2 separate regions of the Mus musculus genome follow, and region 2 is linked to region 1. The links are chromatin loops, found by intact Hi-C in ENCODE. Cell type or tissue: heart. All regions are shown on one strand. Links, peaks and the distances in the headings refer to the core of each region. The heading gives the core; the rest is flanking DNA. Region 1 overlaps Ccdc138 (coiled-coil domain containing 138). Region 2 holds the start of Ccdc138 (coiled-coil domain containing 138).

Region 1 (11,575 bases), core at 1,819-9,818:
AGGCTGGCCTCTGCCTCCTGAGTGCTGGGATTAAAGGCATGCACCAGCACTGACCAGCTTACCATAAACTTTGATTTGTACTAGATTTCGACTAACACATAGACCCACAACTGGCCAAGGTACAGAAAATTCAAAGACTGCAGAATGTTCTGCCCTAAGTGGAACACACACTGCAGTCCTCCTCTGAGGCTCAGGGATCACTGAGGAAGAGAAGGCAAGAGTGCCAGTGCCAGAGGCAGTGCATGACACCAGTGTCCTCTGGACACAGCAGGGTGGCTGCCCATATAAACTCATGGCATTTGTGACAGCAGGCACAAGACCTGTGCAAGCTTGAACCAGACCAAATCTCAGCATGAAGCAGGGAGTTAGGCATAAAATCCCACCTCTAACCATGGAGCGATTAGCAAAGCTAGCTGCTGAAAAGAAGAGGCAGTCTCTTCTAAGAGTGTAACCCCTGGTATGCCAAACAAGCTCCAAGGAAGAAGCACACAGCCAAGAACAGTTGGGCAGCACCAACTGGCCTTGGTAGGAGGAGAACAAAGAGGTGGACAGGAAAGAGGGTGGATCTGAGATGAGTTGGGAAAGGGAGTGTGTATGATCAAACACAAAACACACTGTACTAGGAAAAATAAGAAAAGAAAAATAAAAGCTGAAACTTCTAGATGAAAACACAGGGAATTCTGTTCAAGACACTAAGGTGGGCAAGAACTTTCTGGACATTGAACTTCAAGAGCACAAAAACTAGCCCCCAAAATCAACAGATGGGGCTACATCTGCAGAGTCCACAAACAGGTTAGAGAATGGGAAAAAAACCTTTTCAGCTATACTCCAGACATGGAGCAAATAACCAGAATTTACAAAGAACTGCAGAAATTAAATACCTAGGATATGAAATTGCAAATCAACAAATGGGATAATGAATTATAGCAAGAAGGAAGGAAGGGAGGGAGGAAGGGAGGAAGGGAGGAAAGGGAAGGGAAAGGGAAAGGGAAAGGGAAAGGGAAAGGGAAAGGGAAAGGGAAAGGGAAAGGGAAAGGGAAAGGGAAGGGAAAGGGAAGGGAAAGGGAAGGGAAAGAGAAGGGAAAGAGAAGGGAAAGGGAAGGGAAAGGGAAGGGAAAGGGAAGGGAAAGGGAAGGGAAAGGGAAGGGAAAGGGAAGGGAAGGGAAGGGAAAGGGAAGGGAAGGGAAGGGAAGGGAAGGGAAGGGAAGGGAAGGGAAGGAAAGAAGGAAGGAAGACAAAATGACTGAAGGGCCAATAACCATTTTAAAATGTTCACTATCCCTAGTCATCAGGGAACTGCTTTGAAGCAACGCCTCAGCCCAGTCAGAGTGGCTGTCATTCAAGAAATCTGACAAATATTCGAGGATGGAAAGAAAGAAGAGCCATTATATACTGCTGGTGGGAGTCCACACAACCATGGTGAGAATCAGCCTGGCGGAGCCTCAGAAAACTGGGAACAGACCTACTATAGCTCCAGCTATTGTCCTCCTGGCCATAGCACAGAGAACTCCTTATGCTACAGCAGAAAGAGCTGCACCCATGTTCACTGCTGCTATATTTAATACAGCAGGAAAATGCAAACAACTTAGGTGCTCTTCAAAAAGTGAATGAGTAATAAAAATCTAAACATATAGAAAATGGAGTACTATTTAGCTCTAAAGAAAAACAAAATTACAGAACTTGCAGAAAATGGATGGACTTATATAATACATAATATTAAGCAAGGTCTCCTAATCTCAGGGGGAGAAAAAAAATCAATCAAATACATTTTCTCCTCATGTGTGGATCCTAACTCACAATGTGTACATGTATATATAAAAACAAATATACATGTGAGTACGGCATTTAGCACCAGGAACAAGAAAGGCAGTGAGACAGAGAAAAGGCCCACTAGTGAGTTCCCACGTATACTCTAGGCAGTTAAGTCCTCTGAATTCTTTCCCAGGCGTAACACATCTTCACTGCAAAGTACATGCTTCAGTGGGTGGTGGCCACTTTGTGATTCCAAGAGGGGCTGCTATTAACTGACTGGGAGATATAAATTTTAAATTATGATTTTTGCTGTTTAAATATTCCTGTAGGATGTAGTTCTTTGTAAATACTCCTTAATTTAGTGTATTTTATGTTTGAATATGAGTTTTAGCCATCCAGTTAACACAGAATGAAGTAGGAAATGTGTACAAAGCCACCATTCTGAAATTTCTGAGAATTCCTGAGATACTGATTTATTGTCCCTGAATCTCAAAGAGCAACATGTTAGGAATTTGGAAATACTGAGAAGCCACTGTGGAAATCAGTATGGAGATCCCAAAAAAACTAAATATAGAACTACGCTGTCACCCATCTTCACTACTAGGTCAGCACACCACAGAGCTCTGTGCATCCGTGTTCACAGCTGCGTTATTCACAACAGCTGGGAAATGGACGAATCCTTCAAGTCCATCAACAGGTGAGTTAAGAGAAAACGTGGCATATGCACATACTTGAGGGAACTTTATACGGCATAAAGAAAAACAAGATCATGACATTTTCTGAAAACAGATGCAAATGGAATTATGAAAAATGAAATAAACCAGACTCAGGGACAAAGATCACATTATTTCTCATACAGGAGCTTACATTTTAGGTTATGTGCACAGGTATATAGCTATAGCTATATGTTTGTTTTTGCAGGATACTGAAGTAGAAAAGGAATCATGAGAGGGGAGGAAGAGGTTGCAGGGGATGTGGGAAATAGGAATGACAACAGGAAACGTGCTAGGAAGGGACAAAGGAGGACTAGCTGGAGGAAGACCGAAGCCAGCTGGTAAAGGGGCACAGAGGAGGGCAGGGGGCTGGGGCACACAACAAGGTATGACACGTGTGTCAAGTTGCCAAACAGCCACCATTTACAGCACTGTGCAGAAGTGCCTGGTGTATGAGGTTAACACGTTCTGATCAGAGGGAAACGCAAGCATCATTTCTTTACAGACATACAAGATAAAAACTTACTTGACTCTACTGTCATCTGAAGCAGGCTGTCGATGACATTGGATAAGAGCCCTTTACTGGATATTCTCAGGTGTTTTAGGATTACTGGAATGGCTTGGTACTCCAAAAATAAGGTTTTTCCTTCATCTGTCTTCAAGTCCAAACAAAGGGAGTCAAACGCTTGAGCTAGGTAGTCAGCTAGAAACAACACAAACAATCAACCGCCTGTGCGTCAGTTATTCAATCAGAAACAGAAGGCTAAACAAAAAGAACCATCACTTTAGTAAAATAAAAATATAAAAGAATTAAATAACAAGAGGTCCTAAGTTTAGATTCACCCCCCTCACTGAACTCTATGGAACAGGAGAGAGAAAAGGCAGTCCAATTACAACGGCATAAACTCATTTAGCATATTCGTATTTCAGTATTAAAATAAGCCCCACTGAGCAATGGTGGCACATGCCTTTAATCCCAGCACTCAGGAGGAAGAAGCAGGCAGATCTTCGTGAGTTCAAGGCTAGCCTGATCTACAGAGCAAGTTCTAGGACAGCCAAGGCTACACTGAAAAACCCTGTCTCAAAAACCAAAATAATAATAATAATAATAATAATAACTCAATTTTGTTTTTTATACTAAAAAAGGAAAAGTAATGATATTAATTATTATTAAATAGTAGTATTATTATTTACATATTATTATAATTATTATTAAATAGTACAATAGTATACATTGCCGTATTTGGTTATAATAACCACATACTTTTATGAATTTAAACAATATTAGTATTTATATCTTTTTTTAAAGATTTGTTTATTTTATATATATGAGTACACTATAGCTGTCTTCAGACACACCAGAAGAGGGCATTGGATCCCACTATTGATGGTTGTGAGCCACGATGTGGGTGCTAAGAATTGAACTCAGAACCTCTGGAAGAGCAGTTGGTGCTCTTATCCACTGAGCCATCTCTCCAGCCCAGTATTTGTATCTTTAAAATAGCTTCTAAGGTCATATACCTTACTACTGACTTCTAAATGCCCCCTCATTTAAAACTGTCACTATACACAAACTTGCTCAGTGAGTTTTAAACAAGGATTTCTGTCTCTTACTAAAGAGCAAATATCACACCATTCAAAAACAATTTCAAAAAAACCGGGCTATCCTCTGGTCCACTACATTCTGTAACCCACCCATTATTATGAAAGACAGCAAGATTTTACCAAGACCAGAACTAGAATGGCTCTTAGAGAGCAGGCTGCTGGAGGAAAAGGCCAGTGTAACCGTTGTCTTATACAGCCATGAACCTTACAAGCTACAATACCAATCTGTTAGGCAAGCTGTGCCCACTGAAGCAACAGCGGCCTGACTGTCATGCTCTGGTGAAGTCCCTAAGTTCAGTGCCCAGCTGTGGTGTTGGGTGGCTCACAACCCCCTCTAGGCTCCAGTTCCACAGGAACGGACAATTCTGGCGCCCACTAATAAAAACTAAGGAACACTACTGTCATACTTAATCTTTTACTTATAAATGAAACTCTGCAAACAAATGCATACGAAGCAAATGGCTAGGTTCTATTCCGAGCCGCCTGGCTCCCAGCTCTCGTTTGTGTATGTTCCCCTGTTCATGTCCATGCAGAGGACAGACACAGGTGTCTTTCTGTCCTGTTTAAAAAAAAAAAATTAAAATATAATTATATCATTTTCCCTTTCTCATTCTTCCCCAAACCCCCATGTACATCCCCACGCTCAAATTCATGGCCCCTGGCCTCTTTTTTCTTTGTTTTGAGTTGGGTCTCTCACTGAACTTGTTCTCAGCATTCTGGTTACACAGGCTGCTGGCCAGTGAGCCCAAGCATTACACCTGCCTACAGCCCTCACTGCTGGGGTCAGAGATACACACTGCTGTGCTCAGCTTTCATATGGATGTTAGAGACCTAACCTCAGGTCCTTACGCTTGCTCAGCAGACACCCTAGGCACCAAGTCATCTGGCAGGCCCAAACGTTTTTTAAAAAGCAACAATACAGATATACTAGAGAAGCCTGCTGTCTTCACAGAAATAAGCTTCACAGCAGCGCCCTCTACTGTACTTGAGATTACCTGCAATGGCTAGCAGGATTAAGTGGAGTGATTATCACAGGGCTGTTTGTTAATAGTCTTACTGTGTGAGGTCTGCCTGGTCTGAAACATCATGTGTAGATCAGGCTAGCCTTAAATGTGCCTGAGTTTCTCTAGAAACTTGCCTTGGTTTCTCTAGAGCTGATTGTACATGTTCGCCACTGCATCCAGCTTCATGGTACTTTTTTTGTTAAATATTTAACTTACAAACTTAAAAAGACCATCCATCTTTCTTTCTTCTTTCATTCCTTTTTCTTTTTCTTTAATCTTTTGGTCTGGTCTTTTGCTTGTATATTACAGTTTCTTATTTTTGTGTTTTTATGGTGTGTGTGTGTGTTTCTTGTGCTAATTCTTTCTATTTAAAAAATTTGTTTTGTTTTGGCTATTTGTTTTCTAAAGAGAAACAGGAGTAGAGTTAGGTTAGTGCAGAGGATCTTGGAGAAGATGAGGGAGAAGAAATCATGATCAGAATATAGTCAATGAAAAAATTATTTTCAATTTTTAAAAATGAGGAAAAAGTTGTCTCTTAGCAGTTTTCACAGGTAGAAAATAGTATTTGTTTTTTTTTTTTTTCAAAAGCGGTCTTATCTTTTGAAAAGTCTTTATTTACTTGTATATGTATATGTGGGGAATAGAGGGAACGTGTCCATGAATGTGGTGCCTGAAGAGGCCACTAGAGGGTGTGCGATCGTCTGGAACTGGTTACAGGTGCTGTGCGCTGCTCAACAGAAGCCAATCTGTTTATCTCAATCATGGTAGATTTTTTTTTAAAGGTGAGAAATTCTCTGCAGCGACTCCTATGAGGAAGGAGCTCTGCTGCCAGCTCTGACCCCTGCCGAACCTGGTGACTTGGCCAGAGCACACTAAAACTGATGTCTTGTGGACAAGCACCCAGCCTCAGGGGCTTCTGAGTCTTCTGGAAGATCCAGAATAGATCCCACGATGAGAGGAAAATCAGTGCAGAAAAGATCAGGGAGCTAAGCCCAGCTCAAATTCCCAATGCAGGGGCCTGTAAGCCAGTAAACTGAGTGGATTGTTAAAAGATTTCGTCTTGTTTTCTGTGTATGTGTGCACCACATGCATGCCTGGTACCCACAGAGAAAAAGGCATTGGATGCCCTGGAGCTAAAGTTAGAGGCAACTGTAAGCTATCCTACCTGGGTGCTGGGAACCAGACCCAGGTTTTCTTTTTTTTTTTTTTTAAAGATTTATTTATTTATTTTATTTATTACATGTAAGTACACTGTAGCTGTCTTCAGACCCTCCAGAAGAGGGGGTCAGATCTCATTACGGATGGTTATGAGCCACCATGTGGTTGCTGGGATTTGAACTTCGGACCTTCGGAAGAGCAGTCGGGTGCTCTTACCCACTGAGCCATCTCACCAGCCCCAGACCCAGGTTTTCTGTAAGAGCAGCAAGTACTCCTAAATGCTCAGTCACCTTTCAGCCCCATATATGTTGTTTTAAGTTACTTGCTTGGTATTTTATTATATCAAAAGACAGCTAATACAGTCTAAAAAAAACCTTAATTAGGATCTCAAGTAAAACCAATTCTTAAAAATTAACAATGTCTATTGATAATAACAATTGCCTAATTAAGAACATACTATATGACAATCTTTGCTAAACTTTTACATTAATTCTTTCATTTAAGCTTTTAAAAAGTAAACTAGAGACAGGTAATGGTGGCACACGCCTTTAATGCCAGCACTCGGGAGGCAGATGCAGGTGGATTACTGAGTTCGAGGCCAGCCTGGTCTACAGAGTAAGTTCCAGGACAGCCAGGGCTAGCTACACAGAGAAACCCTGTCTTGAAAAACCAAAGGGGGAGGGGAGGGAAGTAAACTAGGCCAGTGTTACACATGTATAACCCCCAGGCCTTGGGACAATGAGGACAAGGATCTAAAGTTCCAGATGAGCCTTGACATACAATGAGATGTCTCAAGCCCACCTGTCTAAAATATCATGATGGAAACTGAAAAAGACATGATCTGCCCATGTCAAAAAGTAGTGGGGCGGGTCAGAGTGAGCTAGCCTGGAGAGAAGAAAAAAGTGTCTGAAGACAGCTAGAGAGAGAGATGGCTCAGTGGTTAAGAGCACTGACTGCTCTTCCAAAGGTCCTGAGTTCAAATCTCAGCAACCACATGGTGGCTCACAACCATCTGTAATGAGATCCGATGCCCTCTTCTGGGGTGCCTGAAGACAGCTACAGTGTACTTACATATAATAAAATAAATAAATCTTTTTTTAAAAATTAAGTTACCTGTGGTGCTGGAGGGCTGGCTCCACAGCTAAGAGCACTTGCAAAGGACCCAGGTTAGGTTCCCAGCACCCACATAGCAGCTCACGACCACTTGCAACCCAGTTCCAGGCGACCCAGGACAGATCTTTGGACCTCCATGGGTACCAGTCACATATATGCACACAGGCACAGCATTCATACATTCAATAACAAGAAATCCTCTTAAAACCATGAAAGATAAAGGACTGACATAATTTTAAAACAGTAAGAGAGAAATCATCTAGCAGAAAAGAGATCAAGGCTATCAACAGAAAAACCTGTAGAAAAGAAACTGATAAATTACATACATGCAAAAGGTTGGAGTGGTGCTACACCTCATTAAGTTCCAGCACTCACAAGGCAGAGACAAGAAAAGCTCTGTGAGTTGCAGGCTAGTCTTATCTACATAGTTAGACCCTATCTCAAAGACAAACCCAAACAAAGTCATTATATGAAGTCATATTTTCATTAAATAAGACTGGAAAGTACTAAAAAAAAATCAGTAACCCTAAATGCTGGAATGGATGGTTCAAGAAATGGCACCACACACACACATACACACAGATACCTACACACACACACACACACACACACACACACATATATATAAAACAGACATACATACTTACACACACATGTACATGCACACCACATACACAGAGACATACACACACACAAACACATGTACATGTAGGTATACACACACACAAACACTCCCCAGACACCAATACATATCATACACCCCACACACATCCACATACACACATCCACACACATATACAAAACACACAAACATATTTACACACACACACACTAGAGGAAAGGATATAATAGTCTCACTTTTTGAAAAAGATGGCAATGTCTGCTAAAATTAGGATGGCATATCCTTTCATACATCAGTGTCAAATTGGTTAGTTTATTGTACATTTTAAAAATGCTAAGGCATGTATATGTCTATGTTAATATTTGCAGTGGCAAATATAAATGAATGAAACATTCCATTGATATCATGTTTAAGTGCTGACTGGCTAAAAAGTTGTGTGTGTGTATGTGTTTTTTTTTTAAAGATACACAGACCACTTTAAAATAACAGACTTAGTCTATACATATGGATCTGAAGTTAAATAAAATACATTTGTGATTAAAAGACATGGGCTCAGCATGGATGGGAAAAAGGTAGGCTACAGAATCCTACACCTAGGTAACTAGTGGCAACTGAAGGAGAGGATGTGGCCTGGGAAACCACTCACATTCCAGGAGATGGCTCTGCACCCACACACATTAGGGCAGCACTAAGTGAACTGGGTGAGTTTTAAAAGAAGAATTCATGAAGTTGATGGGAGACGTGGTAAAGTATAGAGGGAAAGTCAGGAATGAGGCATAGATTTGATGAAAGTACATTATATGGGTATATGGGGAGAGGCTAAGGAGGTCCTGGCAGGTGACCGCTGCTGGCAGAGAGAGGGACAGTCACTTTTCTTTGAGGAGTGGCCACTGATAGGTTGGTTACCCAGGCCTCAGTGGGCAACTCCACACCCATGCACATCTGGGCACTCCTACTCTGATTCAGTGTGTTATTTTTTTTCCAGCTTTTAGAAACTTTCTTTCCCTCCATCATCCTTCCCTTTGCTCACATGTGTGTAGAAAAGCTCATGACCACTCAGTGGCCCGTATGTGGGGCTGCTGACTAGTCCTCGGGGGGACAGCTGGGCACTCAGTAGAGTCCTCAGTAGAGATCTCTTGGAGAGGCACAGAGAGTACCTGCACACCTTCAGACCACTGCTGAGGAGCAGTGAACTCAGGAGCTGGCATAGTTCATTCACCCTGATTCCACTTCTCAGTGGTGGCTTGCTTTTTGTTCTCCATCTCTTCAGGGTTTCTGTAGAGGAAGAGACTGGGCGTGACCGCCCACGGGTGCCCACAGAAGAATACACACAACTTCCCAAGTCAGGATCCACTGCATCAGACCCACTGAGTGAGCCCCCTTTTGTTATTGCTTGGGGTAGCACTGTCCACTTAGTGCAGAGCAGAATCTGTGTTACCCAGAGCGTGATAAGCAGGTTGGCATAAGATGGGGGCTGGTAGGATCAGTGGCCACCAAAAGAGGAAGCTCCATAAAGGCTGTCTGGATCTGGTTGGTTAAAGTCCCAGGAATGAAGGAGGCAGCAATTGGAGTGGCCCTGGTGACAGCAGCAGCAAACAACAGCATGGCTTGCTGGCTAGTGTTCCCAAAGAAGATGATGAAGCCATCCGCAGGCAATGATAGCTCGAGCTGCAGACCACAACTTCCCCAGGCCCTCTCGGATTTAAGATGTCAATAGATAGCATCACTTTTCCTTCTGCGGATGCACCATCTAGAATTCAACATTGGTTCTACCCAAGTTGGGTTCCTGTGGCAAGGAATTTGAGGACATCCTCTTCCTTCATCTACGAACATCAAGAACTCTGTACACTGTGTACGTTTCCTCTAAGTTACAAATGGAAATCAAAAGCAACACTGGTAGGGACGTGTCCTTGGCAGTATGGCAGGGGATCAGAAATATTTTAAAAGGAGAACATCCATTTCATAGAGGGGGGTGTTAGGAGAGGTTAGGGTAGAGGCAACGGAGGAGGAGGATGAGGGGTACATAAGCAAGATGCATTCTATGCATTATGCAATTCTTTAAAAAATTTACAAGTTCAAGAAAAAAGATAAGCATATAGATGTGCTTAAGGACAAAGGATGCTGTAGGTGATGTAAGTTAGGCAGTTAATTATATGCCTCCTGGAGAGTAGTACATTCCTTTTATTCATGAGCGACAGCTTTAAAAATCACCAGATGACTCAAACATAAGCCCATGTAGCTACAGCCGCTTGAATGTGGGCAAAGATGCCAAGTATATAATAAAGACAGCCTCTTCCAAAAATGTGCCCCCAAAACTGGAATATTTCTTCCACATTCCCAGGTAGAAGAATGACAGTGGATCCCCCTCTCTCGTCCTATGACAAAAAGAAGCTCCACATGGATCAAAGACCTCAGTGCAAGACCTCAAACTCAAACTGGGAGAGCAAAAGGCAGGGTGGACACCCGCAATGTAGGTAGGGCAGCAACTTTCTGGAAAGCACTCCAACTGTTCAGGAAACAATGCCAAGTGCAATATCATTACTTCAAAGGCATCTGCATAGTAGAACCAAAGAGATAGCTTCTGAATGGGCAACGGTTTCAACTATACACCTTACAGAGGTTATATGCTCAAAAGTGAAATAAAAAGAAAATTTTAAAATCCCAATCAATAAATGGGCCAATGAAAGAAACAGTCAGTTCTTTAAAAAGATGAAACACACGTGGACAAAAACATAAAGAAAAATGTTCAATTTTACTAGCCATCAGAGATACACAAATAGAACTACAACGAGATTCCTTTTCACCCTAGTCAGGATGGCAGTCCTTAAGAAAAGAAGTACTGGGTGGAGAGATGGTTCAATGGTTAAGAGCACTGCCTGCTCTCCCAGAGGTCCTGAGTTCAATTCCCAGCAACCACATGGTGGTTCACAACTATCTGTAATAGGATATGATGCCCTCTTCTGGTGTGTCTGAAGACAGCAAAAGTGTACTCATATGCATAAAATAAATAAATGAAACCTAAAAAGAAAAGTAATAGCAATAAATGCTGGCAAAAAATTCAGGACACACACACACACACACACACACCCCTACATAACCCTACCTCAGGGCTAGATCATTATATACACTGCTTGGGAGAATGTTAACCTGGCCAGCTTCTATGAAAACCAGTTTGGAAGTATGTCAAAAAATTTAAAACAGATGTACTCTGTGGCCCAGCTACCCAACTCATGTGAACTTCCCCAGGGGGTCCAAGTACCCATCACGGCGACACTTGCACAGTAATGTTGCACTTGCGGTACTGTTTGCAAAAGCTGAGTTATAAAGCCAACCTGGGTGTGTCTAGGAGTGGAGAGCATGTGGTATGTATGCTCAATGGAATTTTATTCAGTCATGAAGAAGAATAAACTGTCATTTGTAGGAAACCGGATGGAACAGTAAATTACCATATTAAGTCAGCCTGTCTCAGAAAGACAGCTTGTCTTCCCTTACTTGTGGGCCCTGGATTTTATATAAATCATGTATGCACACAAGGCATGAAAGTAATGCAGTGCTGTCTGGGGAACACAGGGGACGGATGGGAAGGAGCAAGGGAAAGGGGAGAGAAT
Region 2 (11,575 bases), core at 1,527-9,526, 61 kb after region 1:
AGATTTATTTTATTTATACGAGTACACCACAGCTGTTTCCAAAGACACCAGAAGAGATCCCTTTACAGATGGTTGTGAGCCACTATGTGGTTGCTGGGAATTGAACTCAGGACCTTTGGGAGAGCAGACAGTGCTCTTAACTGTTGAGCTAGTTCTCCATCCCCCTATTTCTTCTTTCATGTCTTAGACTGTTCATTAATTCATTCGACTGTGTTTTCAGAGATGTCATTTAAGGTATTTATTTAAATCCTCTTTAAGGTTCTTGAACATATTTATAACTATTATTCTGAAGTCCCTTTCTTATGCTTCAGCTACATTGTATTTCTACACTGTATTTCTCAGCCTGTTACAACAGGAATGCTTGGCTTCTGAAGGAGGCATATTGTCATGGCTGTTCATGGTTGTGCTTTTGTGCTGGGATCCAGGCATCTAGAGTTTTGATGTTTGAGGTATTTCTTGGTGTAGATACCTGGTCTTATCTTTGCTGGGTGGGTGTTCCATTCCTTAATAGCTGCTGTCCATTCTAGATCCTAGGCTAGTACGGTTGCTATGGCTAGGCTAGTACAGCAGAGAGTACTTCTGCAAGTTGAGGTGACACAAAGGAATGGAGATGAGCTAGAGGGGAACGCTGAGTAGGTCAGTGGTTAAGGGAACCCTGGGTCTACATCAAGAGGTGGATACCTCAAAGAAGGGAGGTGGGGTGGGAGGACAGGCTCCTGTCGCCAGGGTGCTACAGGACTAAGAGTAAATTTGCAGAGATCGGAATGGAGAACAGGAAGCATAGTGAAGATTGCCTACCTGAGTCCCAGCACAGTGTAGCTATTGAGGGGGTCCCTGGTAGGAAGTTTCTCAAGATTTGCAGCTGACACAAAGCAGTGGAGATGGGGAAAAGGAAAGCTGAGAGTCAGATGGGACAGGTAAGAATGCCCTGGACCCGCACCAAGAGGCAGAGTCTCCAAGGAATAGAGGTTGGGTGGAAGAAGGGGTCTGCTGCAATGCTTGCTGCAGTATGACCTCAGTCACTGTATAAAGGGCACATGCTTTATCAATTCTCCCCTAAATTTTTAATTAAACAAATATATCTGTCAGGGAACAAACACAATCTATCTTCAACTCTCATAAATTCATACCTGGGAGAAACACTGGTGACCAAAGACAACCTAACAAGAGTAAAGCAAGCAAGTTTATTAATGCACAGTACACTTCACACAGAGAAGCTTCAGTGAAAGATTATTCAAAGCATGGCTTAGACATCTGACATACATAGAATCTTCAACAAAGATTAGGTTCTTAAACAAGTGATGAGACACTGGCCAGCAAGTCCCAGGAATCCACCTATCTCCACCTTCCCAGGAACAGGGTTACAAGGGCATACTGCCGAACGGGGGTTTGACATGTTCTGGATGACCCACACTGGATTTCACATATTCTGGATGGCCCACACTGGAGTCCTTATGCTTTCAAAGCAAGTACTTGGCCAACTAAGCCATCTTCTCCATCTCATGAAGTTTTTCTGACTCTAGTGCTTCTTATAGTATTTAAACTTAAGGGACATATTTGGGGGTGTAGTATTTCTAGCTTTCTTCATACAACACAGAAACATCACACAGTACCAAAGAATTTCAGGTATATAACAGTTGACAATTCTGTTACAAAATGATTCTCAACTAAAAAAAAAAACAGTTTTCGAGTGATATTTATAAATTATAGACCACAAAGTAAAGCTATACAGACACCGGCAAGAAATTTGAAAACTGCTGGTCTCCAGAAGTTCTGCTGTGAACTCAAGAAGCACAATCAATCAGTGCATATTGAGTCATTAAGACTCAGGTCTCAAAGGATGCTTACAGTTTTAGGGTTACCACTAGTGACTATAAACTCAGTGAATACACACTTTAGTCCAAGTCGATCTTTTTTAAAAGTCTGCTAATCTCTAAAGCCTTTTAATCTCTCTTCATTGTCTGGGTTAGAGGTGGAAATAATTCCTTTCTTCTAATAAATTCTAAAGATCCAGAGTATTTGCAGTTATTTCTTTTCTTTCTTTCTTTCTTTCTTTTTTTTTTTTTTTTTTTTTTTTTTTTGGTTTTTCGAGACAGGGTTTCTCTGTGTAGCCCTGGCTGTCCTGGAACTCACTCTGTAGACCAGGCTGGCCTCCAACTCAGAAATCCACCTGCCTCTGCCTCTGCCTCCCGAGTGCTGGGATTAAAGGCGTGCGCCACCACGCCCGGCTATTTTTGACTACTGCTTACAACCAACTTTAACTGGTTACCTCTTTTTTTTTTCCTTTAATTGATCTGTCTACAGACCTAATTCTGATATTCCAGAAACTGTAACCATTCTGCCTTTAATATCACACGTAACTTTCCTGAAAGTGCTGTAACTCAAATCCTTGCAGACAGGGTATTTCAGTTTTTTTTAAACTTATCAAGTTCATTTATGCTTTTATCCAAGAGTGCAGTTTGTCTCCTACCATTATGTAACGTATTTTGGAAATTAGACTGAGCCCCTTGACTTGTATAAATCAGACCTATACAGCTCTCCACTCTACCAGCCAGTCCTCAGACCCAGCTCAGACCCGGTCAGTCCTCATACCCAGCTCAGACCCAGCCAGTCCTCAGACCAGCTCAGTCCCAGCCAGTCCTCAGACCAGCTCAGTCCCAGCCAGTCCCAGTGTCTTAGTCAGGGTTTCTATTCCTGCACAAACATCATGACCAAGAAGCAAGTTGGGGAGGAAAGGGTTTATTCAGCTTACATTTCCACATTGCTGTTCATCACCAAAGGAAGTCAGGACTGGAACTCAAGCAGGTCAGAAAACAGGAGCTGATGCAGAGGCCATGGAGGGATGTTCTTTACTGGCTTGCTTCCCCTGGCTTGCTCAGCCTGCTCTCTTATAGAACCAAGACTACCAGCCCAGGGATGGCACCATCCACAAGGGGACCTCCCCACTTGATCACTAATTGAGAAAATGCCTTACAGCTGGATCTTGTGGAGGCATTTCCCCAACTGAAGCTCCTTTCTCTGTGGTAACTCCAGCCTGTGTCAAGTTGACACAAAACTAGCCAGTACACCCAGCCAGTCCTCAGACCCATTCAGTCCTCAGACCCAGCTCAGACCCAGCCAGTCCCAGCCAGTCTTCAGACCCAGCTCAGTCCCAGCCAGTCTTCAGACCCAGCCAGTTTCCATTCAGTCCTCAGACTCAGCTCAGACCCAGCTCAGTCCCAGCCAGTCTTCAGACCCAGCCAGTTTCCATTCAGTCCTCAGACTCAGCTCAGGTCCCAGCCAGTTCTCAGTCCCAACTCCCATATCTTGATGAAGTTAAAGACACTATTCATGCTGCAACTACCAAAGTTTAATGATTATTATGTTTAACTAATAAATATTAGCTCTGAAGTATTAACAAGTTAATGAATTAATTTTTAATACTTATTACCATAAAATGTTTCAGCTTATCAAAAAACATTACAAGCCAACTTGATAAATTTTCCCTTTATTTTTCATTCTGGTATATTCTTTTTTTGTTTTGTTTTGTTTTGTTTTTTCAAGACAGGGTTTCTCTGTGTAGCACTGGCTGTCCTGGAACTTGCTCTGTAGACCAGGCTGGCCACAAACTCTGAAATCCGCCTGCCTCTGTCTCCCAAGTGCTGGGATTAAAGATGTGCGCCACCACTGCCCGGCTGGTACATTCTTTCTTGCCTAAATAAAACTTACTAGTATTTTCCGTGCAGTATATTCTGTACAATTTTTTTTAACATTTTTCAAAAGCAAACATACCAGCTGGGGACATGGTTTAGTGACTGAGCACTTGCTAAGCACTGATCAACTTCCTCAGAACTGATTAATAGTCTAGATTCGACTCCCAGTACCACAAAAGAAAAGTAAAAGGCACGCATATTATAAATTACATCTCACACACACACCAAAATCCCTCGATAAATTTAGTTTTAGAAGACATCTCACACATTCAACTCTAAATTCACAATTAGGTGATTATCAGACTGAATATTTTTTTTAATGAAAAATGAGTAACAATAAGCCTAGGTCTAAACATTTCTATAAATCTCTCTCAAGTTAAATTTGTTAAAATACTCAAATATACAAAATTTTCTTTTGGCTTACCTGGGGAGGTCACAATTCTTCTTTTATATTTAGTCTGGTCAAAATCTGAAAGTTCATGCTAGGTGAGGAGAAAGATACACTTAAGTTAAACACTAAGACCTATTCTCTTAAAATACTTTTCCATAATTACAAAGGTTAGCATGGACAAACCTAGGGGCACCACTCAACCCAAGATCAGCATCACTAATTAGACAAACAGCATGTACCTGTTGATTCATCAGAGCAGCCCACACACCAGTCATGTCGTTTTCCTGCCAAGAATACAAAACCAGAATCAAATCAGAAGCTATCCGTTAGACAAACTCAAACTGAGAGACATTCTAATACACACGTCTTCCACCTTGTGCAAGCACTAATGTTACAAGAAACTAGGTGTGGACATCTGTTGTAGATTAAAGGCAACCACACACAATCAAATGTAATGTTCGGACCCCAGGTAGTATCTGCACCAGGGTATGCTTTATCATTGTGGTAATCTGTGTACAAACTATACACTATCCTGTTTATTATCACAATACTAAATTTCTTGGAAAATATCAATAAGGCTTTAAAAGAGAATGTGCTTCACAGGAAAAGCAAGCTAGAGGAGTATGTGTTGGAGTCTCAATTAAGGTTATGTGAGGATAGAATGAATTTGTGTCATGGTCACCGGAACATTGGGAAATATTGCTATTTCTCAAGAAGGGGTTTTGGAAAGCCAGCAAATGTGGGAAGGAACAGAGGAATGCCTGCGACCTTGCTCACCTTCTGGAGAAGTCAGGGTAAATGATGTTCCCATACCTCAGATGATTTTTTTGAAGACAACATTGTTATGCTTTATATAACCTTGACCATGCTGGGCTGTCAAGCAGGCTTCTCAGCTGAACTGTAAACACCTAACTCTGTTATCAGAGGGTGAGGATTTAAAAAAAAAAACCGAATCTGGTCGTGCAAACTGAGGTATGTAATTGGTCTCCCGCTTCTGTTCTTCCAGGATTCATCGAAGATGTGATCTGGCCGACCTCTCACAAGATATTAGCAAAGACCTCAGTGGGGGCCCCGCCTCAAAAATGGCAAGACTCTCCTGGTGAATGGCGCTCTCAAGGGAGGACTACAAGAATGCACATCGCCACAACTTTTCTGTAAGTTTGCAATTACTTCGGAGTAAGATGCTTTCCAGAAGGAACTACAGTGTCTTCCGTGCCTGCTGCACTTTGGTCACCGCCAGCATTGGTTACCAGGACCAAAGCCACGCCCCGTCCGTCGAGGCGGTTTCCCCGAGGGCGGGAACTCTCTAGTGAGCCTCCCCGAGGAAGGCAGGGCTAGCGACCTCCCGCGGCCGCCCAGCAGAGCCCACCGCGGCTTCCACCCATCTCACCTCCACGGGGCACCTTCCCGCCAGGCCGTAGCGGCTTTTGAGACGCTCCACTACCATATCCTGTCCCGGTGGCTTGACCACCCTGCGCTCCATGGTGAGTCTCTGACTGCGGTCGCCCGGGAAACCGGGTTCACAGTCACGTCAGGGCGGGCAGTACGTCACGACGCCTGGCTCCGCCCCCCGAGGACGCCGGAAGCCGGTAGGAGGATACACTACAACCCAGTTCTCGGTTGCCCCTTAGAGTTTCTCAGTTCCAAGTCTTTTACCCGCCATAAATGTGAAGCATGAAAAAGGTGAGTTCTGCCGGGCAGTGGTAGCCCACGCCTTTAATCCCAGCACTTGGGAGGCAGAGGCAGGCGGATTTCTGAGTTCGAGGCCAGCCTGGTCTACAGAGTGAGTTCCAGGACAGCCAGGGCTACACAGAAAAACCCTGTCTCGAAAAACCAAAAGGAAAAAAAAAGGAGGGAGAGGGAGAGGGGGAGGGGGAGAAGAGAAGAAAGATTCCCTTGAGAGCGCTGGCTCGGCCAGCAGGAAGGCGAATAACTTCTCCACAGCAGAGAGCCAGAATGCTCCCCAAGGCTGGAGACCACAGGGACTACAGGGTAAATTTTACTGTGCACTACATAAAATTAGACTAAACAGGGTCTCTTCATCAAAAGTGATTTACAATCACAGAAAAATCAGGACATGTCTGAGCGCTAAGCGCATTAACTGCTGATTATACTCCTTTGCCAGTTTCCATAGGTGGTACAAAAATAATCGAATATAGGCAGGGAAGGTGGAGGCTGGAGGCCAGCCTGGGCTACAGGGTCATAAGCAGTTGGGGCAATTAACTGCCTCAACTACCGGGTGATCTGCCTCATAAAATGAAAAAATGTTCGTTTAAAACACAGAAACCTCTTTCCCAGCTATGCAACAGCACATAGTACTTGGTGTGTTCAACTTATCACACAAGCTCCTACCTGTTCAGTTTTTCTTTGAGATACACTAACACTGAGAAATAGTAGACATGTGTTGTAGCAGCCCCTAAATTCTCTGGATAACTTTTTAACTTACAGAAGTTGATACTTTAGCAATAGACAAAAAACTCACTATAAAAACATTGCCTAAAGAATACTTTTTTGCCAGCTGGAGAGATGGCTCAGTGGTTAAGAGCACTGACTGCTCTTCCAGAGGTCCCCAGTTCAATTCCCAGTAACCACATAGTGGCTCACAACCATCTGTAATGGGATCTGATGCCCTCTTTCTGGTTTATATGAAGACAGCTACAGTGTACTCCTATATGTAAAGTAATCTTTTTTTAAAATACTTTTTGCTAAAAACTACCACCTAGGGGCTGGTGAGATGGCTCAGCAAGGTTAAGACTGCTCTTCCTAAGGTCCTGACTTCAAATCCCAGCAACCACATGGTGGCTCACAACCATCTGTAACGAAATCTGATGCCCTCTTCTGGAGTGTCTGAAGACAGCTACAGTGTATTTACATATAATAAATATTTAAAACAAACAAACAAAAAAAAACCTACCACCTAAACTGTGTAATTGTTTTATTTTGGTTTTCAGGGTAGATTTTTTTTTTGGATTTTTTGTTTTTTTTATTTTTTTTTTTTTCCCCGAGACAGGGTTTCTCTGTGTAGCCCTGGCAGTCCTGGAACTCACTTTGTAGACTCAGAAATCCGCCTGCCTCTGCCTCCTGAGTGCTGGGATTAAAGGCGTGTGCCACCACCGCCCGGCTTGGGGGTAGATTTTAATGAGCTTAAAACCTATCAATGTGAGTTTATACCATCATCAGTGAATAAACAACAGATCACATTGTTCTTATATATCAAGCATCATATAAAATGCCACAAGCTTATTTTTAAACTTCTTTGTTAGAGCTGGATAGCTCAGCCATTAAGAACATTAGACAAGAAAACAGAAATGACTCGATACTTACATTTGGATAATAGAAAATTGTATGGTCTAACTAGATTCTTTTTAGTTCTTCCTGGGGGAGTCGAGTTCCATTCCCAGCACCCAAATGGTGGCTCACAACCTTTGGTAACTCATCAAGTTGTAAACACCTCTACTATAAATAAATAGCAATAGTTAGTTTAACCTGCCATTTTGTCACGTTTTTGAAAGGTCTTTGGGCTGGAGATGGCTCAGAGGTTAAGGGCATTGACTGCTCTTCTGGAGGTCCTAAGTTCAATTCCCAGCAACCACATGGTGGCTCATAACCATCTATAATGCGATCTGGTGCCCTCTTCTGGCCTGCAGACATACATTCAGGCAGAATGCTGTATATATAATAAATCTTTAAAAAAATGTCTTTAATAGCCTTAATGTTTTGAAATAATGTCTCTTAAAAGTATTTGCAACCATGCCACATGCCTGTAACCACAGTGGAGATCAAGAATTCAAGTCCAACCTTAGCAAGGCAATCTTGGGGTACAGAAAAATTAAAAATTTTTAAAAATTCCATTTACTTAAAAATATGGCATTAGCTTCTCAGCTGAAATTTATATGAATTTATATTACACAGGTTTCCAAAAAAGCCACTAAATGGACATGGTTCTTTTTACAAGGCCAAATTGAAGTAGGTTTATTTCATGTACCTGGTTACAAGATTAAGTATTTTTATAGTGGTGCTTGCTATTGTATAAATTCATTAAGTAAGCCATAACCTGCCTTACCTAATCTAATGGTTGGACACAACAGAAATGACTGGATACTTACATTTGGATAATAGAAGATTGTATGGTCTAACTAGATTCTTTTTAGTTCTTTATTGAGTAAGCCCATAAGAACATCCCCTTCTGTTTGCCTAACTTAACACAAACCATATCCAAGTACATTTTCAGTGTTTATCAAACTCTTGATGTTGAAGTTCGAGCTCAGAGTGCTGGCCTTTAGCTGATCTCATTTAGGGTCTTCTTTCCCTGCTGATTCCACCAGGCCCATTCCCTTGGCTGTCTGGTTTCAATGGATAGCAGGTAGGGACAGTGGGAATCTCCTTCATTTGGCTACCTTAAGAGATTCATAGTTACTCCCACCATTTACCCATGCTTCATTGAATTTCTTCACTTTGACACTCAGAGCACTGGGCAGAAATCACATCTAGTTACGGAAGGAACAGACAACTTAGATGCACAAGTAATCAAATGTTTTAAATGTCATGGCTGTTATCAATTATCACTTTATTTCTGCTACAAAATTCACCAGAAAAAGGTACTGCAACAATCTAATATAAAGCAAATCTTTAACCAAAGAACATGGTATAGATCTTTTAAAAATATTGATACTTTATCACAAGAACTAGAGAAAAATCCAATTCTATCATCAGGACCAAGCTGAAGTTTCTGAGGTAGTAGAGACAGGTAACAGAAATGTGAATGGAAAGAAGGAAAAAAGGAAGAGAAGAAAGGAGGATGGGGAGGAAGGAGAGAAGGCTAGCTAAGGAAATGATCAACTTATTTAAAATGTAAAAATTAACGTCTTCAAAAGAGCACAACATATCAAGAAAAGACAGTATCCTACTTAAAAGTTAATTTTTAACTACACAGGAGCATAAAAATGACAGAAGAGCACTTTGGTTAACTCCTATCTTCTGTGGCTCTATCCATATGTCAGTCTATACATAAATGAGCACAGGAATAGCTAAGATTACTATATATATATATATATATATATATATATTTCAAATCTAAAATAAAATTATCTGCATTATGGTCCCCTTATTCAATGATAAGTACCATGCAGGAAGTCCAGATATCTTAACAGGAATTAAAATAAGTTGCATATATCATATTACTTCAATAGTCTGGGAAATTCTATTGCTTTTAACAAAATTTGTATTAGCCATTCTAATATAGATATGTCAGGAGTACATAAAAATAAGTACACCTGAAATACACCAGTGTTTAAACTTTTATTTCACACCATGCAAGATCAATTATTACACACTAAAAAGTGACAACAGCTATAAGCTACAATTTTACATTTATACATCGGAAACATCTGTTTTCAAAAGGTGAACATAATTACTATACTGTCTGTAACAATTACGCATCAATTCAACTGCTTATATAGATAAAACTCACTGTGAAAAATTATTTTATAGCTGTCCACATTCTGTGATACAAATTCTTCTACTAACAGACCCTTTAGGAGAACCAAATGATTCAATCTTTCTCACAGTATCCATGCCATCCTTAACAAACCCAAATACTACATGCTTAAAGTCCAAATGTTCTGCTTTCTTCAGTGTTATAAAAAATTGAGAACTGTTGGTATTCTGGCCGTAATTGGCCATGGATAGTAAGCCAGGACCAGTGTGTTTCAAATCAAAGTTTTCATCGTCAAATTTATCTCCATAAATGGACTGTCCACCTGTTCCATTGTATTTGGTAATATCTCCCCCCTGAAAAAAACAAAAAAATATTTCTGTTAATACTGACTAAACATTAAAACACACAGAATGATAGGGCAAATCACGAATCCTCTATTTCTTTAAGAATACATTTTGACAGCTAGGCAGTGGTGGTGCATGCCTTTAATCCTAGCACCCAGAAGGCAGAGAAAGGTAGATCTCTGTAAGTTTGAAGCCAGCCTGGTCTTCAGGACAACCAGAAGTACACAACACAGAGAAACCCTGTCCCAAAAGAAAATTAAAAGAAAAATTGAAAACTAAGAAATACATGTACTGCTGTTTTGTTCTGGGTGGGGAGGTCAAGTCTGGGGATTCCCTCCTGTCTCTAGCAGGTACAAAGCATTAGAAATTTGGATCCTTTCAGGCTGAATGTTTGAAAGAGAGTGTCCAGTTACAGTGTGGGAAAACTGAAAATTCCCAAGATGAATGAGGATGAGGGGAAGAAGAAATACCTTCCCAAGATGGTGTGGTCTAGTTTTAGCAGATATAACCATGATGTATGTATAGTGACACTTACTTGGCAAATAAAATCTGGAACTACTCGGTGAAAAATGGAGTTCTTAAAACCAAAGCCCTTCTCTCCAGTGCATAATGCTCTGAAGTTCTCAGCAGTTTGAGGAACGATATTTGAAAATAATTCCATGATTATCCGTCCTAGAGGTTCACCATCCGCACAAACATCAAAAAACACCACAGGATTGGTGTCCTTTGATAATTCTGCTGCAAGGGATGTATGTCCATTCTGGAGTTTTATTATATTTTGTTGACATTCTTCAAATTTTTTCTTAAAACTCTCAGTCATTTCCTTTGTCTTAAATCTCACTGCAAGCTGTTCTACTTTTGCTTCTCCATCTGTTATAAGGAGTGGAGGTGGGAAGACCTTAATATTAAACTTACATTCAAAGCATGTGTATGATATAGACTTCAGAAGTCAATCAAGTTAAAAGGCATGTGAAGGTAGAGACTCACCAGCATAATCGGAGGCAGTCCAGACTAAAGCATTGTTTGAAACATTTAAAGGTTTTAATTCCATGGCTTTGGTAATAACATGGTTTGCACACACTTTAAAAACCTGGTCTCTTCTCATTAGGATCCGATAATACTTCTTCATTGTATGCCAGAGAATCTTTATATCTCCAATACCTCTCTCCTTCCACTGACTGACATCTCTGTCCCACCTATAAAGTTTGGCTCTCTCTTTGAACAAAACTTCTTCATCTTCCTCTCCAGATTTCACTTCTACCTATGACGAGATGAGAATAATTTATATAAACAACTAGTCATGACAAATCCATTAACCAGTGCCAACAGGTTTTACTCTAGCATGGTATCTAATTAATACCCTATACTAATAATATATCTGATTTGGTTAAGCAGTAAAGATGTGACTTATCATTAAATATTTTATTTATCTCTGTGAAAAGAAAATGCCTTTAAAGGTTAAAGGGGGTTTCAAAAATGCTGGTTCTTGCCAAGCATGACAGTATACACCAATAATCCCAACATTTGGAGTGTGGAAGCAAAAGGGTCAGTTCAAGGTCGGCCTGGGCTATACAAGAAGAAATGTGGTTTTTTGCATGGATGGGCAGTAATCCCAGCACTCCAGAGGCTGGGAGGCCAGAAGATTAGAACAGTTTTGAGGCCAGTCTGGGCTAGTACATGTAACAGTATGTTAAAAAGTATTCTGTTTTTA

The links. Peaks named below come from ENCODE experiments on the same cell type or tissue, not always from the same donor. Only the 100,000 strongest peaks of a DNase experiment are listed, where the experiment ranks them.
Region 2: it touches region 1 in a loop (2.5-fold over the local background); 4 of 42 quality-filtered maps call a loop at or near these places.

What each region holds. Positions count from the first base shown.
Region 1 is chr10:58,553,494-58,565,068 of GRCm38, reverse strand. Ccdc138 (coiled-coil domain containing 138) reads right to left here. Exons shown (of 16, transcript NM_001162956.1): 14 at 2,992-3,168. It also overlaps the pseudogene Gm18042. Among named protein-coding and RNA genes, the nearest start is that of Ccdc138, 61 kb to the right of the region's middle. In heart, for the core only: CTCF peaks have their summits at 5,041 (motif pointing left) and 5,746 (motif pointing right); no DNase peak of the experiment used is centred there.
Region 2 is chr10:58,491,961-58,503,535 of GRCm38, reverse strand. It overlaps Ranbp2 (RAN binding protein 2), which reads right to left. Exons shown (of 29, transcript NM_011240.3): 27 at 10,852-11,125; 28 at 10,400-10,734; 29 at 9,381-9,873. The coding sequence ends at 9,568. It overlaps Ccdc138 (coiled-coil domain containing 138), which reads right to left and starts at 5,599. Exons shown (of 16, transcript NM_001162956.1): 1 at 5,474-5,599; 2 at 4,323-4,367; 3 at 4,117-4,174. The coding sequence starts at 5,566. In heart, for the core only: CTCF peaks have their summits at 5,451 and 7,713 (motif pointing left); DNase peaks (open chromatin) are centred at 5,385 and 5,605; H3K4me3 peaks cover 1,759 bases; H3K27ac peaks cover 1,603 bases.